Linked DNA regions of Homo sapiens: region 1 is linked to region 2. A link is an interaction called in ENCODE POLR2A ChIA-PET data of the cell type or tissue named here. Cell type or tissue: IMR-90. All regions are shown on one strand. Links, peaks and the distances in the headings refer to the core of each region. The heading gives the core; the rest is flanking DNA. Region 1 has its middle 280 kb from the start of CD109. Region 2 overlaps LOC101928516 (a long non-coding RNA gene).

Evidence for each region. ChIA-PET counts read pairs that join two places held together with the same protein. Peaks named below come from ENCODE experiments on the same cell type or tissue, not always from the same donor. Only the 100,000 strongest peaks of a DNase experiment are listed, where the experiment ranks them.
Region 1: POLR2A ChIA-PET joins it to region 2 with 8 read pairs; 2 of 35 experiments call an interaction of 5 or more read pairs at or near these places.

What each region holds. Positions count from the first base shown.
Region 1 is chr6:73,972,719-73,983,040 of GRCh38, forward strand. No RefSeq gene overlaps it. Among named protein-coding and RNA genes, the nearest start is that of CD109, 280 kb to the left of the region's middle. In IMR-90, for the core only: no CTCF peak of the experiment used is centred there; no DNase peak of the experiment used is centred there.
Region 2 is chr6:74,281,923-74,292,048 of GRCh38, forward strand. The region is part of intron 1 of LOC101928516 (a long non-coding RNA gene); the gene reads left to right. It also overlaps the pseudogene FAM136FP. Among named protein-coding and RNA genes, the nearest start is that of CD109, 590 kb to the left of the region's middle. In IMR-90, for the core only: no CTCF peak of the experiment used is centred there; a DNase peak (open chromatin) is centred at 2,499; H3K27ac peaks cover 1,684 bases.

The DNA.
Region 1 (10,322 bases), core at 6,088-10,087, 300 kb before region 2:
GTGGATCTCCCAACATAGCACTTGAGCTCTGCTGAGGGACAGACTGCCTGCTCAAGTGGGTCCCTGACCCCTGTGCCTCCTGACTGGGAGACACCTCCCAGCAGGGGTCAACAGACACCTCATACAGGACAACTCCGGCTGGCATCTGGTGGGTGCCCCTCTGGGACGAAGCTTCCAGAGGAAGAAGCAGGCAGCAACCTTTGCTTTCTGCAGCCTCCGCTGGTGATACCGAGGAAAACAGGGTCTGTAGTGGACCTCCAGCAAACTCCAGCACACCTGCAGAAGAAGGGCATGACTGTTAGAAGGAAAACTAGCAAACAGAAAGCAATAACATCAACATCAACAAAAAGGAGGACCACGCAAAAACCCCATCCAAAGGTCAACAACATCAAAACCCAAAGGTAGATAAATCCACGAAGATGAGGAAAAAGCAGCACAAAAAGGCTGAAAATATAAAAAACCAGAATGCCTCTTCTCTTCCAAAGGATCACAACTCCTCGCTAGCAAAGGAACAAAACTGGACAGAGAATGAGTTTGACGAATTGAGAGAAGTAGGCTTCAGAAAGTGGGTAATAACAAACATTTATGCGGCCAATGAACATATGAAAAAAAGCTAATCATCACTGGTCATTAGAGGAATGCAAATCAAGACCACAATGAGATACCATCTCATGCCAGTTAGAATGGCGATCATTAAAAAGTCAGGAAACAACAGATGCTGGAGAGGATGTGGAAAAATAGGAACACTATTACACTGTTGGTGGGAGTGTAAATTAGTTCAACCATTGTGGAAGACAGCGTATGTATGATCACCTTACTTAGTAGCCCACTTTTGGCCTGGCTTATTCTTGTACTTCCTGCTCATATTTGAGAGTAAATAAATTTCGATTACCAGTGCCAAGGTAGGTGATGATCTCAGAAAAAACTACCTGATTTTTCTTTTTCTTTTTTTTTTTGAGATGGAGTCTCGCTCTGTTGCCAGACTGGAGTGCAGTGGTGCAATCTCGGCTTACTGCAACCTCTGCCTCTCAGGTTCAAACAATTTTCCTGCCTCAGCCTCCCGAGTAGCTAGGACTACAGGCTTGCACCACCATGCCCAGCTAATTTTGTGTATTTTTAGTAAAGACGGGTTTCACCATGTTGGCCAGGATGGTCTCCATCTCTTGACCTCGTGATCTGCCCTCCTCAGCCTCCCAAAGTGCTGCGATTACAGGCGTGAGCCACCACGCCCCGCCTACTACCTGATTTTTCTTGCCAGCTCATCAGAAATTCTCAACATTGTGCACTGTGGATAACTGGTTTTTTCTTCCTTCTTTTATTTTTAATGGCTTTATTGAAGTAGAATTGACATCCAAAAACTGCACATTTAGATTATACATTTCGATTTCGATAATGTTTGACATATGTATATACCTGTGAAACTAACATCACAATCAAGATAATGAACATATCCATCACTCTCAAAAGTAATCCCTCTTCTTCTCTCCCTACCTGCAGGCAACACTGATCTGCTTTCTGTTGCAATAGATTATTTTATGTTTTCCAGGATTGTATATGAATAGAATCATATAGTGTGTTATCTTTTACTCTTCTATTTTGGCCTGGCTTCTTGGAGAGTCAAAAAGATTCTTCTGATTGTTTCTGAGTGGTATTTTGTTGTATGGACATTTCGTAATTTGTTTACCCATCTGTTTATCACCATTTGTGTTTTTTTCCAGTTTTCAGTTATTACAAATAAAGTCTCTACGGACATTTTTGCATCTGCCTTTTCATGGAAAGATGCTTTCATTTCTTTGGGGTAAATACCTAGGAGTGGACTGACTAGATTGTACTGGAGATTTATGTGTAACTTTTAAGAAATGATCAAAGTTATAGTTTTCCAAGGTATTGTACCAGTTTGCACTCTTATCAGAAGTGTATGAGAGTTCTAGTTGCTCTATATCCTTGTCAACACTTGGACCAGTCAATCTTTTCAAAAGTTTTAGGCATTGTAATAAATGTGTAGTGATTTTATTTGTAGTTTAAATGTGCATTTCCCTAACAACTAATGATGTGAACATCTTTTGGTGTGCCTATTTGTAATGCATATATTATCTTTGGTGAAATGTCTGTTCAAATTGCCCATCTTTTATTGGATTGTTAGTTTTCTTGTTAGTGAGTTTTGAGAATTAAAAAATATATATATTTACAACACAAGCATTTAATCAGATATACGATATGAAAATATTTCTCCTAGTTTGTGGCTCTTCTTGTCATTTCTTTTGAAAGCATAATGTCTTTTGAAAGCAGAGTTCTTAATTTTGATAAAGTTTAACATAAAATTTTTCTTATATGAATCATGATTTTGTTATTGTATCAAAGAAATCTTTCTCTAACCTGAATGAGTAATTGATTTTTAACCAAGAGTGACTAGGGTGAATTTAAATGAAATAAAAACTGATATTAGAAAATTGGGACATCTAGTTATACCAGTCTATATATGTATTATTTTTATTTTGGTATCAATTAAACTTCTGGAAGTGTTCAGGAGTTACTAATACATGATTTCTATTTTCAACATATAACATGACTGATTCTCACTTATTTAAAACACAACTTGTATCAAAGTTCCTTAATTAAAGGCATGACTATAAATGGCCTGCCAGATTTTGAACGCAAAACAAGTGGAAAGAACCTTCCTGATAACTCTCTTCCCAGCCTAATTACCAATTTCTATAAGTCCCATGTAGACTCAAACTGAGCCTCTGATACTTGCTTGAATTCATTCACTCCTCTCCATTTCTTCAGGCACTTCCCTAGTAATCATCATCTTTTGCTGAACAGTTGTCTAACTGCTCTCTTCTTCCAGGATGGTGCCTCCAACTTATTCTCTATTCAGATGCCAGAATTATCATAGCAGCATACAAATGTGAATATGCCATGTCCTTGTTTATAATTCTATGAATTAACCTTTATCTTTAAAATAGATTTTTTTGGGCTGGGTGCGGTGGCTCATGCCTGTAATCCCAGTACATTGGGAGGTTGAGGTGGGCAGATCACTGGAGGTCAGGAGTTCGAGACCAGCCTGGTCAACCTGGTGAAACCCTGTCCTACTAAAAATGCAAAAATTAGCCTGCATGGTGGAGCACCCCTGTAATCGCAGCTACTCGGGAGGCTGAGGCCGGAGAATCACTTGAACCTGGGAAGTGGAGGTTGCAGTGAGCCGAGATCGTGCCATTGCACTCCAACCTGGGTGTTGCAGTGAGACGTCGTCTCAAAAAAAAAAAAAAAAAAAAGATTTTTGAAGGTTTTTTCGTGTCTCTATCTCCTTCAGTTCTGCTCTGATCTTAGTTATTTCTTCTGCTAGCTTTTGAATTTGTTTGCTCTTGCTTCTCTAGTTCTTTTAATTGTGATGTTAGGGTGTCGATTTCAGATCTTTCTAGCTTTCTGATGTGGATATTTAGTGCTGTAAATTTCCCTCTTCATACTGCTTTAGCTGTGTCCCAGAGATTTTGGTATATTGTCTCTTTGTTCTCATTGGTTTCAAAGAACTTCTTGGTTTCTGCCTTATTTCATTATTTACCCAGGAGTCATTCAGGAGCAGGTTGTTCAATTTCCATGTAGTTGTATAGTTTTGAGTGAATTTTTTAATCCTGAGTTCTAATTTGATTACACTGTGGTCTGAGAGACTGTTTGTTATGATTGCAGTTCTTTTGCATTTTCTGAAGAGTGTTTTACTTCCAATTATGTGGTCAATTTTAGAATAAATGCCATGTGGCACTGAGAAGAATGTATATTCTGTTGATTTGGAGTGGAAAGTTCTGTAGATGTCTATTAGGTCCACTTGATCCAGAGCTGAGTTCATGTCCTGAATATCCTTGTTAACTTTCTGTCTTGTTGATCTAATACTGAGAGTGGGGTGTTAAAGTCTCTCATTATTATTGTGTGGGAGTCTAACTTTCTTCGTAGGTCTCTAATAACTTGTTTTATGAATCTGAATACTCCTGTATTGGGTGCATATATATTTAGGATAGTTAGCTCTTCTTGTTGCATTGATCCCTTTATCATTATGTAATGCTCTTTGTCTTTGATTTTTCTTGGTTTAAAGACTGTCTTTTCAGAGACTAGGATTACAACCTTTGTTTTTGTTTTTGTTTTTGTTTTTTGCTTTCCATTTCCTCGGTAAATTTTCTTCCATCCCTTTAGTTTGAGCCTATGTGTGTCTTTGCGCATGAGATGGGTCTCCTGAATACAGCACACTGATGGGTCTTGACTCTCTATTCAATTTGCCAATCTGTGTCTTTTAATTGGGGCATTTAGCCGATATGCATTTAAAGTTAATATTATGTGTGAATTTGATCCTGTCATTATGAATGATGCTATTGGGTTATTTAGCACACTAGTTGATGCAGTTTCTTCATAGTGTGTCATTGATCTTTATATTTTGGTATGTTTTTGCAGTGGCTGGTACCAGTTTTTCCTTTCCATATTTAGTGCTTCCTTCAGGAGCTCTTGCAAAGTAGGCCTGGTAGTAACAAAATCCCTCAGCATTTGCTTGTCTGGAAAAGATTTTATTTCTCCTTTGCTTATGAAGCTTAGTTTGGCTGGGTATGAAATTCTGGGATGGACTGATAGGTGCAGCAAACCATCATTGCACACGTATACCTATGTAACAAGCCTGCACATTCTGCACATGTATCCCAGAACTTAAAGTAAAAAAAATTGCCAAAAAAAAGAAAAAATAGAGTCCAAGCTCCAAAACATGGGCCACAATTAGAGTGAGCATGTATCTCAGTTTAAGCCATTATTATTCCAGTGTGTTTATAAATAGCAACTGCACTGTAGTTCCAAAGTGTCCTTGTTTGGTTAATAATTTATATGGTCACTCTACTTATGAGACCTCACTCCACTGCACTTCAGTTATACCAATTTCCTTTTAGTTCCCTTTATTCATGTGGTATCATTCACCACTAAGCCTTCATGTGCTCTGTTCTTTCTACCTGCAAAACACCCTTTTGGTGGCTAGTTATGATTTTTTCAATTTACCTTTCAAATGTCAGCCTGCATTGAACTACTTTTATAAAGCTTCACCTGATGTTCCATATGCTTGTATTCTTTTACTTGTCTATGTACCCCCACTAGACTTAAGTTTTTAGAGGGTAGAGGAATCTATGCTTCCTTCTTTAATATATTCAGCACTTAGGGCAAGTAGCTGTTATACAAAGAGTTTGATCAGTAAATATTTGTTTATTAGGACTTTGAGGCAATAAGAGGCACCTTTTTCTGCTGGAATCACTCAGAAAACTCTGATCTTGAGCAAAAAAACTGACAGCACCCATTATGGTCTAAGCAAGTGAGTTGCTTATATAAAAATATAAAAACCCTCCAAGGATTGTATAAAATTCTTTGGTGAGAAATGCCCAAGTGTGAGATTCAGGTGTTTTACAACATTCTTTCTGTGTATTTTTCTTGCCTTGTGGCATCTATCATTTTAATTTCCACTGTGCTTCTTGACTCTCAGAATTGTGGTTTTTTTGTCTTTGCCCTAAATAAGAAAAAAAAAAACCTTAACTTCTATTATACTTAGACAAAAAAGGCTAGAATCATTTTCTAATAGAGAATACAAAGAGCAATGACAACCCAAAGAAAGGGAAAACCAGGAGGGAGGAAATAACAATAACTACGAAAGTTCCAAACCTCATAAAAATAAGAAAGTCCTCAAAATACAATTTTTAGTTCTAAGTATCCAAGTAAATGTAATTACATAAGCTGGATTGTGCTTCACATTCCCTTATTCCCTTATTGTAAGATAATGTCTATATTCTAGTCTCAAATAGGCTGTCAAAATTCCTTCTCTGTTCATGTTGAAGCCCCTGGGTTTTATCTTGTTTCCTCACATCTGGAAAACATTCAGTTTAGAAATCTTATCCAGTTAAAGGCAAATACCAACTTCCTTAAGTCTTTTCCTTATTCAACGTTCCTCTCTGAGTGTCTTCCTCTTAGCATGGTTTCTGTTGTAAAGTAAAACCCACAGTATAGTTGCAGATTCCTAGCAAAGGATACCCTGAGGCACCACTGGATTGTCCTAACCTCGGTCAAGGTTTCTGTTGTGTGCTTTTCTGAAATCTGATGTGCCAGCTCACATTATGAGTCCCTAGCATACATATATATGCTATGCTCTATGCATTACAATATACAGGAGAGAACCCAGTCCAAGTTTATTATTGCATTTAAAAAATATAATAGTTCTTAGGCCATAATCATTACTTGCATAAAATAAGATTGAAACTAATAATCACACATGACCCACTCTCTTGACTTAAACTCCTTTGAGTTGTTTTGTATGACCTTCAGAGCTTGGTAGGATATTCTAAAATAGTAGATCTCAAAGTATGGTTCCTGGATCAGCAGCATCACCATCACCTGGGAACTTGCTGGAAATGTAAATTCTCGAGCTTCACGACAGACCTCCTGGATCAGCACTCTGGTTGTGGGACCCAGATATCTATGTCTTAGCAAGCCTGTCAGGTGAGTATGAAAAAATCTAAAATTTGAGAATCACTATTTTAGGAGAATCATCTCCAGTCTAGAAAAATATATATAGTTGATTGCACTCAACTATCAAGTGCTTTGATAATAGGAAGAACATTAAATAGCAACAAAAGAAACTTCACCTCTTCTAGCAAGTTTCTTGGTGCCCATTAAAAACAGGATTTAGTAGGAATGGAGTGAGGTGGAAGGAGAAAGATTGCCATCTCTGAACCAGTGAATAAATTAAATTCCCCAATCCTCGTTGTAGTTGCAGCTAGGAAAAAGAAAAAGAAAAACAACAAACGAAAAACCCTCTTCATAAATCAGAGCAGAAACTATATGTGGGCAGGGTCAGGGTACTTCTTAGACTGGAATGTAGAATAGGCTGTGGCCACAGGGTTAGAGAAAGACCTTACTCCACATATGTTGCAAGTTGTGAGTACTAATTCTATCCGTATTTGTCTTTCATTTATGTGACTTTTATTTGTGGCTGTGCCTGCCTTACAGCTGCCCTGTGTTCCAGAGAGTAGAGATGAAAATAATTCATGAAAACTTCTGTTTCAGGATTTCAGCAATGTAGAGCTATGAAATATCCATTTGGTGTTGCTTTTTTTTTTTTTCTGTGAATGAGGCATCTAGGTTTCTAAAGGGGAAGATATCCCTATAAAACAGCAACAACAAACAACAACAATTCCTGTGTAGCAGCTTTAACCTAACATTTACCTTCAAGTTGTCAATGTTCCTAACATGCTGTTTTCCCATAATTATTGCAGAGCGCTTGGGCTATAATAAGCCCAGGGAATAGAATTAGCATTATTTCACTTTGCCAAGAACTTTTAATTGGCATTTGCTGATTTATATTTCACATAGCATTTAGCTTAAATCTTGCTGTGGTCAAGCAGCTGATGCATGATAGAAACTCCTCAGAGGCAGTAGGGAGCTATCAAAAATGTGCAGTGGGTGTCCTGACATAGCCAGTTTGACTTGGCAGGAGAAGGGGAAACAGACAGTTTTTCCACCCTCTGCCTATAGCATCCTGCCATATCCTGTCTGGGATATAGAGTCATTTTGGCTTTTAAAACTGGTGCCTCATCTGGAAACCAAGTTTTCCTTCATCTGACCACTTATGTTAGAATTTGTGTGAGGAGTCATCTGGCATCCTACATTATTGATCTGAATATACTAGGTCCATTCCAACATATGTTGCTGCCATCTACTTTTTCCCCCCCAAGTCTTGGCATTACATTTGGGAATTAGAAAAATGTTAGCTTGTTCTAAGAACCAATCTTTATGACAGCTATATATGAAAAATGCATCTGGATGACTGTTTTTCACATGTTGCCCTTTGAGCTCCAGACATGTTCTAAGGGTGTGGCTGGCAACATGTCATGTCTGACACTCAGTAACGGCTTCCTGGGGCTTCTCAGGCTGACTGCATGCCATCCATCTCATTCTAGGATTCTGTCGTTTTGCTCTCAGAGTGTTTTGTGGGCATCAGATCCAAATTTATCTGCTATTTATGTATATAATTTTTGTTTCTAGATTTCGCTAGTATAGACCAAATGCAGAGCTAGGACCTGATTTTCTTTTAAAAATTAATTTTTAAAATTGACAAGTACAAATAGTATATATTTATTGTATACAACATAATGTTTTGAAATATGTATACTTGTGGAATGGCTAAATCAAGCTAGTTAACATGTGCATCACTTCACATATTTATCTTTTTTTGTGACTAGAACACTTAAAATCTCTCAGTGATTTTCGAGAATACAATACATTGTTATTAACTGTAGTCGTCATGTTGTTCAATAGATCTCTTGAACTTATTCCTCTTATCTAACTGAAATTTTCTATCCTTTGACCAACACCTTCTCACCCAGCTCCCTCTCCCTACCCTGGTAACCACCATTCTACCCACTGCTTCTGTGGATTCAACTTTTAAAGATTCCATTTATAAGTGATGTCATGTGGAATTGTCTCTCTGTGCCTGGCTTATTTCACTTAACATGATATCCTCCAGTTTCATCCATGTTGTCACAAAGGACAGGATTTCCTTTTTTTTTTAAAGGTGAAATAGTATTCCATTACATACATACACCATATTTTCTTTATCCATTTACCCACTGATAGACACTTAGGCATGATGTCATATCTTGGCTATTGTGAATAACGCTGCATTGAGCATGGGAGTGCAGATATCTTTTCAACTTACTGGTTTCATTTCCTTTGGATATGTAGTGGAATTACTGGATCATATGATAGTTCCATTTACATTTAAGGTTAAGTTTTAAAAAAAAATTAAAAAATTAAAAAATTTAATTTTTTGAGGGACCTCCATACTGTTTTCTATAATGGCTGTGCTAATTTACATTCCCACCAACCACATACGAGGATTCTCTTTTGTCCACACCCTCCCCAACACTTGTTATCATTGATCTTTTTGATAATAGCCATTCTAACAGGTGTGAAGTGATATCACATAGTTTTAACTATAAATTTCCTGATGATTTGTGATGTTCAGTATTTTTTCATACACCTGTTAGTCATTTGTATATCTTCTTTTGAGAACTGTCTATTCAGATCCTTTGCCTATTTTTAAATTGTTTTTTTTCTTGCTATTGAGTTGTTTGAGTTTCTTATATATTTTGGATATTAACCTCTTATCAGATATATGGTTTGCAAGTATTTTTTCCCATTCTATAGTGTGTTGATTTACTCTGCTGATTGTTTTCCTTGATTTGCAGTAGCTTTTTAGTTTGATGTAATTCCATTTGTCTATTTTTGCCTTTGTTGCCTGTGCTTTTGGGGTCATATCCAAAAAATCATAGTTCAGACCAATGTCATGGCACTTTTTATCTATGTTTTCTTCTAGTAGTTCTACAATTTTAGGTCTTACACTTAAGTCTAATTTATTTTGGGTTGATTTTTCTATATAGTATGAGAAAAGGGCCTATTTTTTCTGCATGTAAATATCCAGTTGTCTCAATGCCATTTATTGAATACACTGTCCTTTCTACGTGTGTGTTCTTGGCACTTCTGTTGAAAATCAACTGACTGTAAATGGATAGGTTTATTTCTGAGCTCTCTATTCTGATCCACTGGTTTATGTGCTTTTATGCCAGTACCATGCTGTTTTGTAGGATATTTTGAAGCCAGGTAGTATAATGCCTCCAGCTTTGTTCTTTTTGCTCAAGATTGCTGTGATTATTCAGGACTTTTTGTTGCTCCAAACAAATTGTAGGATTGTTTCTTCTATGTCTGTGAAAACATGTTATTGGAGTTTTGACAGGGATTGTGATGAATATATAGATAGCTTTGGGTAATACGGACATTTTAACAATATTCTTCCAGTACATGAACATACCTTTTCACTTATTTGCATCTTCTTCAATTTCTTTCATCAATATTTTATAGTCTTCAGTGTACAAGTCTTTTACCTCCTTGGTTAAATGTATTCTTACATGTTTCATTTTCGGGGTAGCTGTTGTGAATGGGTTTGGCTTTTTAATTTCTTTTTCAGATAGTTCATCATTAGTGAATAGAACTGCTGCTGAACTTTATATGTTGACTCTGAAACTTTACTGAATACATTTATTAGTTCTAACAGTTTTTTTGGTGAATTTATTAAGGTTTTCTATATACATAAGATCATCTCATCTGCAAACAGGGACAATTTGCATTTAAAAAAATAATTTGGATGACTTTTATTTCTTTTTTGCCTAATTGCTCTGCCTGGGACTTCTAGTACTATGTTAAATAGGAGTGATGAGAGTGTGTATCCTTGTCTTGTTCCTGATCTTAGGTGAAGA
Region 2 (10,126 bases), core at 1-4,000:
GGATTGCAGGCATGAGCCACTGCGCCTGGTGCGAACCACTTTTGTACATAACTAAAGGACTGAAGTCAAAGGATGTCCACAGGGAAAATATTGAGTGAAAATAATAATAATAATATATACAACAGTTCAGTATTGTTCTAAATGTTTTACATACATTAACTCATTTGTTTGGATACACTTGCCTTGCCCTATCATTGGCAATGATTTTCACAAATTTTTAATATACCTGACATTAAGCATTTTTATATTTGTAATCTGCCATAGACATCCTATTTAAATTTAGCTAGTTAAGATTGCCTTATTGGTGAGCACCAGGTGCGGCGTGGGGCAGGGCAGGGTCGTCATGGCGGAGTTGCAGCAGCTGCGGGTGCAGGAGACGGTGGACTCCATGGTGAAGAGTCTAGAGAGAGAACATCCAGAAGATGCAGAGTCTTATGTTCCCGTGCAGCACCAGCTGTTGTGAGGACAGCTAGGCATCCATGCAGTAAGTGCACCAGTGCATCGAGCGCTGCCATGCACCTCTGGCTCAAGTCCAGGCCTTGGTCACCAGTAAGTTGGAGAAGTTCCATGACCGCCAGGCCTGGTGCACCAAACATTGCAACGACAAAGCCAAAGATTCAATAGATGCTGGGAGTAAGGAGCTTCAGGGGAAGCGGTAGCTGGACTGTCGTGTGACCAAGTGTGTGGATGACCACATGCACCTCATCCCAACCATGACCAAGAAGAAGGAGGCTCTCTTACCCATTGGGAAATAGAAGTCCTTGCCAGTGGCCATCGGGACTGAGGGCAAGAATATATTTTTTAATAAGGAATTGGGAATTTCAGTATTTTAAGCAAAGTTTATGAATGAAGAAATTAAGGATGGCAACAAGTGTAAGGCATATGTCACTTGCCTCCGGACACTGGTTCTTTCATGTTTCAGTCCTAAAAAGTGAAATAGGAAAAAGTGGTGCTAAATTGCATCGGAGATATTACAGGAAGTTTTAGAGCTTATGTTCCTGTGGCTAGTGCTTGTCCTGGCCGTAAGGATGTTGCCTGTAATAAGTCAGAGCCCTCCAAGGTACCAGACTCTTCTTACTACACAGGTACCAATAGGCTGGAAGGTTAGACCTGATGGAGTTTGAGGAGAGATATTTTCTCTTTGTTGCCAACATCCTGTTTACCAGAAGGGTCATCACACCATTTTCTGTAAGCTGTGAAACAAAATCCAAGAGGTCAATCACTTAGAAGGGAAAAACAAATTTCTGGGTCTTAGTTTTCTTGATTTTGTGTAATTTATACAATGGTATACAAATTGATTTTAAGATGTGGAATTGGGAGGGAGAGTAGTTTGGATAAGAACTTTGAAGATCCTTTTGGATCCCCATTTCTGGTCATCGATATGTAAATATACATTTCTTAATATTATTACATGCTGTGTCTTTCAACCTGGAGACCGTGCAAAAACATAAGAGGTGACGACACACTAATTGTGGGAAGCAGAGCTTCCCTCTTACTGGCTGATGGGCCCTGAGGTTGTGTGTAGCAAAATGACAGGACGAATCTTGCAGTAACACTTTCCCCTTGAAGAGAAGGGGGTTTTGACTGTGATATATATTAGTATCTAGGAATGAATAGTAAAAGAGGAGCAATTGGCTACTTGCTTATAAGGGAGTTATGAAGTACTGGATTTGGAAAAACCTGGTTTTTATAAAACAGAATGGAATGAAAGCCTAAACCTAGCGTTGTTTCCTTAGCTCCCTGAATTAACAGAGCCCAATTGAGATAAACCCCTGGCAACAGGAAATTCAAGGGAAAAAAAGTAAACAACTCGGGCTAGGATGAGCTGACTCCCTTAGAGCAAAGGAGAGGCAGCCAGTCCCCATTATCAAATACCATTTTTGCCCGGGGCTTTTGAAACTTGCAGTGTTTCAAAACTGGCAAGGCACCTTATTATTTTGATACCAACCTCATTGTATTTTCACCAACTTATTACTTGAAATGATAATACAGCCTGTCCATTTGCTGTTTTCAGGCTGTGATATATTTTCTTAGTAATTTGGTTTTAAAAATAAATAAGGTTTAATTCCCCCCTCCCCGCCACAAAAAAGATTGCCTTATTCATTACTAAAGAATGATATATCACTTTTTAGAAGTATGTGATGTTTTCTAACTACAATTTTTACAAACTAGGCTTTTAGAATTGCCATTTATGATCATTCTTGCAATGCAAACTAAAACTAAAATACGTTGCTGTTTAGGTTTATAAAACAAGTGCCATTCATCAGGGAAAAGATAGAATACGTCTTTTCTTTTTCTTTCTTCTTAGAAGAGTTTTGTATAAAGAACTTCTTTTAAATATTTGAGATACTTTTCACCCAGAAGAGGTGTTGTTTAAATTGGGGTTTGTGACTAATTTGTTTCAATTAAAAATACTTTAATATCATTATCAAATGCCTCTTAGATGATATGATCTCTGTTACCATATGTGGTAGTTTGCTCTACATACTAGCTATTTAAAACAGATGTAAGTAAAACAAGATTTGTTTGGGAGGAATAGGGTTTCTCCAGAGTAAAGAATACAGAGACCAAATGGAAACATACTTGCTTCACTGCACATGGTTTCTATACTTGGCTGTGCTGGCTTACCATTTTATGGTTACCAGATTTACATCCTTTGAAATTATGGACATTGGATCAAATCCTCATGTTGGAAAACACTCTAAGGTAACATTAAATGAGCATGTGATTTGAATAACCTACAATTTTCACACAGGTTTTGATGACCAAAGTCAAAATATTTCCCATAAAATACTGTAAATTTGCTAAAATTTATACAAAGCTCCTACAGTGTAATAATACAAAGAAACTTTGTTTACTGAAAAAATCTAAAATATCTTTTTTTATATTTTATTTTAAACAATTTTTTAAGTTTGTATTTTTATCTTATTTATTTAAGCTTGTTTTCTCTCTCTTTTTTAAAATAATTCTAAAAAAACTAGATACAAATGCAGAGCGTGCAGGCTTGTTACATAGGTATACGTGTGCCATGGTGGTTTGCTGCACCTATTGACCCATCCTCTAAGTTCCCTCCTCTCCTCCTGTCACCTCCCACCCCCTAAAGGGCCTTGGTGTGTGTTGTTCCCCTCCCTATGTCCATGTTTTCTCATTGTTCAACTCCCACTTATGAGTAAGAACATGGGGTATTTGGTTTTCTGTTCCTCTGTTAGTTTGCTGAGGATGATGGCTTCCAGCTTCATCCATCTCCCTGCAAAGGACATGATCTCATTCCTTTTTATGACTGCATAGTATTCCATGGTGTATATGTACCACATTTTCTTTATCCTGTCTATCATTGATGGGCATTTGGGTTGGTTCCATGTCTTTGCTATTGTAAATAGTGCTGCAATAAACATACGTTTGCATGTGTCTTTATAGTAGAATGATATATATCTTCCTTTGAGTATATACCCAGTAATGGGATTGCTGGGTCAAATGGTATTTCTGGTTCTAGACCTTGAGGAGTCTCCATACTGTCTTCCCCAATGGTTGAACTCATTTACATTCCCACCAACAGAGTAAAAGCATTCCTATTTCTCCACAGTCTCGCCAGCATCTATTGTTTCCTCACTTAATAATCACCATTCTGACAGGCGTGAGATGGTGTCTCATTGTGGTTTTGATTTGCATTTCTCTGATGATCAGTGATGTTGAGCTTTTTTTCATATGTTTGTTGGAGACATAAATGTCTTCTTTTGAGAAGTGTCTGTTGATATCCTTTACCCACTTTTTGCTGGGGTTGTTTTTTTTCTTGTAAATTTGTTTAAGTTCCTTGTAAATTCTGGATATTAGACTTTTGTGAGATGGGTAGATTGCAAAAATTTCTCCCATTCTGTAGGTTGCCTGTTTGTTCTGATGATAGTTTCTTTTGCTGTGCAGAAGCTCTTTAGTTTAATTAGATTCCATTTGTCAATTTTGGCTTTTGTTGCAATTGCTTTTGGTGTTTTTGTCATGAAGTCTTTGCCCATGCCTATGTCCTGAATGGTATGGCCTAGGTTTTCTTCTAGAGTTTTTATGGTTTGGGGTTTGACATTTAAGCCTTTAATCCATCTTGAGTTGATTTTTGTGTAAGGTGTAAGGAAGGGGTCCAGTTTCAGTTTTCTGCATATGGCTAGCCAGTTTTCTCAGCACCATTTACTAAACAGGAGATCCTTTCCCCTGTTTAATAAATTTTATATAAGTTTATTAAAATTATAGAATTGTAGAGCTAGAAGATTCTTAGAAGGTCTATAGTCACTATGTTAGCAGATTCTTAGATTAGTCATATTTGACTCAGCAAGTACAGTGTTGTATTTGTATTAGGTTCTTTTTGTGTTAGTTTCTTCTTTGTATTTGTATTCTTGAATTTGTATTAGTTTTCTTTTCTTTCTTTTTTTTGGAGACAGGGTCTTGCTCAGTTGCTCAGGCTGCAGTGCAGTGGCATGATCACAGCTCTCTGTAGCTTTGACCTCCTGGGCTCAAGCAATCCTCCCAGCTCAGTCTCCTAATTAGCTGGTACTATAGGTGCACACCATCATGCTTGGGTGATTTTTTTTTAATATTTTTTGTAGAGACAGCGTTTCACATGTTGCCCAGGCTGGTCTCAAAACTTGGGCTCAAGTGGTCCGCCTTTCTGGGTCTCCTAGAGTGCTGGGATTACAGGTATGAGCCACCACGCCCAGCTTGTATTAGTTTTCTCTTACTGTGCCACAAATTACCACAGACTGTACAGCTTAAAACAACATGTATTTATTATCTTACAGTTGTGTAGGCCAGAAGTCTAGGTACAATGTCACTGTATTCTCTTCTCAGGGTTTCTTTAGACTGAAATCAAAGTGTTGTCCAGGGCTGGGCTTCTTATTTGGGATTTGGGATTCTCTTCCAAGTTCATTGTTTGTAGGCAGAATTCATTTCCTTGAAAGCTTATTGACTGAGCTCCCCATTGTCTGCTAGCTGTCAAATCTCTGACTTCCTCTCCTGAAACCAGCCAGAGAAAACTCTTGGTTTTTAAAGGGATCATGTGATCAGGTTAGGCCCACCTCGATAATACAGTTTTTGCCCTGTAATATAGTTTTGGAGTGATATCTCATCATATTTACAAGTTCTGCTCACATTCAAGGAGAGGAGATTTTACAAGGGCGTGGGTCATGGGGAACGAGTTACCTTTTGCCTGACACACACACATACACACACACACACACACATATATATGTATGTGTGTATATATATATATATATATATATATATATATATATATATATATAGCAATGACTGTAACTTTATGGTCTGCGGGATTATTTGTATCTAGGAAATCTGCCTTCTGAACAGTGGTCAGAAGGTCTGGCTTGTCTGGTTATTGCCATCTATTCCTACTTCATTTTACTCACATACCCCTGGCCCTAATGTGCTTTTTGGGAAGTAGGCAATACTCTCTCGTGGGTATCTTTGGCTTAGTGGTGCCAATATTCCAGGCTTAAACTTCTCCTCTCTCCTTTGTTCTCACACTGGAGACTACTTCAATGTTTATGGCAAATGTACACACTCTGGTTTCATAGTATTTAAAATAAAGTGACCATATTTCCTACTTATAAGACAATTTTTGGCTCAGAAATGTATACAGAAATACACTTTTTAAATAATTTTCAGGCACAGTTTCAAATACTCACTAAATTGCTCCTTTCCCATTTTTCCTATAATGCACAATAATGTATGTCCCTTGATCTAGTCCCAGAAAAGGTTTCCAGGAAGATTTCTGAGAAAAGCGCATATGTGACATTTTCTGAAATGAACTTGCTCAGCAACATGTACTTTTTTCCTTTTTGTTAATGTCCCCATATTTGAGCAGAAGGTAAAATTTTGTTTACATGTATAACTTGCTTCAATTTTTCACACACGTTTTCTAAGAATGTGCATACTGAAGTTGGTGGGTTATAAAAGGGATTAATACCCCTTTTGGCCTATATTTATTGGAAAGACCAAGTTGCCAGGGTTCTTTGAAGAATTCAGACAAATACATCTGAATATTTTCCATCAAACGGGAGGTAGAGGATCAAGCATGGATTTGCTCTTTATAGCACTTCTGGCAAGAGGCTTTTGGAATAAAATTTATGTATTCCTTCTCAATTTGGTTAACCGCAACATCTGTTTGTCTCCATTGGCCTTTGGCCATTGACCTACTGTCTCCTGTAGAAGACACCCACCATCACTCTTACGACCAAATGTTGATGGGAAACAAGCAGTTCTCAAGTGATTTTAGTCATGGAAATAGTGATAAGCCAAAAGCATGGCCTAATTATATCATCTAAATTCATGGAAAAGGGAATTAATTTTATATTTTATCTGATTTTGGGGACTGAATTATTAATAGTACCAACTTATTTGGACAGGAAAAGGCCAAGAGATTTAGACAAGAACACAGTAAACAGACCCTTCTCATTCAATATAGCATGGGACATGTAGATTTACTTTTTGACTGCAGGAACAATTAGAGGAATCTAGGTGATTTTTCCAAACTTAGGAAATGAAAGTTTAACTAAAATTAAATATGTCTGTATGTTTATACATTTTTGAGATAAAACACTATTTTCTCTAGTTTTTTAAAAATGATTTTTTCTAATTTCTAACAATAGCTTATAAGTTTACTACACAATTATTGCTACTTCGAAAACGGATTTACCACTGTTAGGCAGAACAAACAAAGGTTCAGGAGAGGCCAATGCCTGTGAGACCGTGGTACCAGGATCTTCCAGTAACAACTTGGAGCCTGCCAGGCTATCCTTTGATCAAGGGCTCTCTCAGTGTTGGTACCTCTTGCTGCCTGGTCCTGCTTTGTCCTGGCCAGCCATACCCTGCCCAGCTGTGAAAGACCATTCAGTTTCTGCTTTTTCTTTAATTTTTAGATTTTTTTTGTTTACCTCAAATTATTCCAGTTGCATGATAGCAAAAGTAAGCCAGGTCCCTTTAAGAAGCACTGGACTGAAAATCCAGCTTCTGCTATAAAAACTCATTTCCCCACTCAAGGCATTTTCCTTCTGATTTCAGAGGTGAGGTACTCAGATGTGCTTTTGCCTCCAATCTCAGCATCTTCTCCTATTCATTTGTTGCCCATTCTATGCTTTCAATTTCTGCTATAGCCACTCAGTCTTCCTCTGTTCTGGTCTCAAGGTGAGCATTTTCTGCTACCCCTGTGTCTAGTGACACCTCCCAGTTTCTGGCACATAACTCTTTTCTCTGGTTCTCTCTTAAGACCTTGGTTTGTCTCTGGCCCAATTCAGGCCACGATTTCTACCCACCTTGACCTTTGCCATGGTTGGAGCTGTATCTTATGACACTGTGTTAGCTGTATCTTATCACACAAACCTGTGGGAACAAGAGATGTAGTATCTACCCACAAGGAATCTACAGACTACTGGGAATAGCAGACCCTCATTAATTAATTATTAGCATTAATTCTTCATGCTTGTAATCCTAAATTTTTTAAAAATTTGAGAACAATTTTTTTTTCTGTCTAGTTTGGGTGTTGGCTATTCCTAAATATTATGGTACTTACTTGTTTACCTGAAGGCTGGTTTCTCACCTGGCTGCACCTCTGCTGGGGGGTGCTCACTTTGTCCCTAACTTTTGGGTCAATAGGAAGAAGTAAGACATTGAGTGAATAAATTTGACCTTAAGCTGCTCTTTGCCATGGAGGAGTCCTGGCCCCTAGTGTTTGACTGTCAGTGTTTCTTTACCCCATAAAAATTTTCATCCCTAATAAAATGCTGCCATGTAACTGACTCTACATGCTGAACCAAGAGAAATTAAGAAGAATAAACCTAATTTGCTTCAGAAAAGAATGTTTCAATATAGAGGAATTATTTCTTATTTTAACCTTGATAATTTTGCCTATAACATTTTCTGGAAAATAGATAAGTATGCAGAGTCTTAGTTATATTTATAGTAAAATAAAATATAGCAAGGTTAATGGAATTGTCCAGAGACCCACAACGAACAGAGGGCAGATCACAGAACTCCACACTCATACTCATGTTCTAGCCATTAGGCCTCTTGGCCTCTCTTTGTTCTATTTGCCAAGGTATGACCAGAGCAGAAAACATCCTCAACCAATTAGGCAAGCTCCCCATCTGGTGATTAGTCTTGCTATGAAGACATCTTGTGTATTACCACATTTACGACTGCAATTGGAGCTTTATTTACCATTGGGGGTATAGCTCTTTCCGAGGAAATGACCTTCTAACTGAGCCAGGAGGGGCTGGGCTAAGTTTGTTTCAGCTGGAAATTACACATTACATATTTAGTATGTTTGGTCACTTTAGATCTCTGTGAGGCAGGGAAGGAGAATTTTATGCATTACAAAGTTCCTAAAAATATTTACAATCTTGTAAATCAAAGTGGGTTTCTACTGGATTTAGCTTTATGCAAATCTTTATATTATGTCTGGGCTTTCAGTCTGATTTTAGAAGAGTACTATTACAGTATTTTAACTTTTATTGAAAATCCAGGCTTTTTAATTTTTTTAATTTTTAATTTTTGTGGGTACGTAATAGGTGTATACATTTATGGGGTACATGAAATATTCTGGTATAGGCATGCAAAGCATAATAGTCATAACATGTAGAATTGGGTATCCATCCCCTGAAGCACTTGTCCTTTCTGTTACAAACAATTAAATTGTATCTTGAGTTATTTTAAAATGTACAATTAAATTATTTTGACGACAATCACCCTGTTGTACTATGAAATACTAGGTCATATTTATTATTTCTATCTTTTTTGTACCTATTAACGTCTCAATCTCCTTCTCACTACCCTTCCCAGTCTCTGGTAACCATTCTTTCATTCTTTCTCTCTATGAGTTTAACTGATTTGATTTTTAGATGCTACCAGTAAGTGAGAACGTGAGATGTTTGCTTTTCTCTGCCTGACTTATTTGACTTAATGTAATGAATTCCAGTTCCATCCATGTTATTGCGAATGACAGGATTGGATTTAATTTTCTTTTATGGCTGAATAGTACTCCATTGTATATAAGTGTCACATTTTCTTTATTCATTCATCTGTTGATGGACACTTAGGTTGCTTCCAAATCTTGACTATTGTGAACAGCGCTGGGACAAACATGGGAGTACAGATATATCTCTTCAATATGCTAGTTTCCTTTCTTTTGGGTAAAAACTCAGCAGAAGGATTCCTGGATCGTAAGGTACCTCTGTTTTTAATTGTTTTGAGAAAACTCCAAACTGTTTTTCATAATGGCTGTACTAATTTACCTTCCCACCAACAGTGTATAAGGGTTCCCTTTTCTCCATATCCTCGCCAGCATTTGATATAGCCTGACTTTTCTTTTTTTGAGATAGGGTATCACTCTGTCACCCAGGCTGGAGTGCAGTGGTGTGATCTCAGCTCACTTCAGCCTTGACCCTGTGGGCTGAAGTGACCTCCCACCTCAGCCACCCGAGTAGGTGGGACTACAGGCATGTGCCACCATGCCTGGCTTGCCTGACTTTTAGATAAAAGTCATTTTAACTGGAGTGAGATGATATCTCATTGTAGTTTTGATTTGCATATCTCTGATGATCAGTAATGTTGAGCACTTTTTCTTATGCCTGTTTGCCATTCATATGTCTATTTTTGAGAAATGTCTATTTAAATCTTTTGCCAATTTTTAAATCAGATTATTAGATTTTTAAGTTTTATGAAGTCTAGAAATTTTAGAGTTGTTTGAGCTTCTTATGTATTCTAATTATTAATCCCTTGTCAGATGAGTAGTTAGCAAATATTTTCTCACAGCCTCTGTGTTATCTGTTTACTTTGTTGATTGTTTGCCGTGCAGAAGCTTTTTAATTTGATGTGATCCCATTTGTCTGTTTTCGCTTTGTTTGCCTATGCTTGTGGGGTATTACTCAAGGATTTTTTTTTGCCCAGACCAATATCTTGGAGAGTTTCCCCAATGTTTTCTTGTAGTAGTTTCATAGTAGTTTGAGGTGTTAGACTTCAGTGTTTAATCCATTTTGCTTTGATTTTTGTATATGGTGAGAGAAAGGGATCCAGTTTCATTCTTCTGCAAGTAGATATCCATGTGGATATTCAGTTTCCCCCATACCGTTTA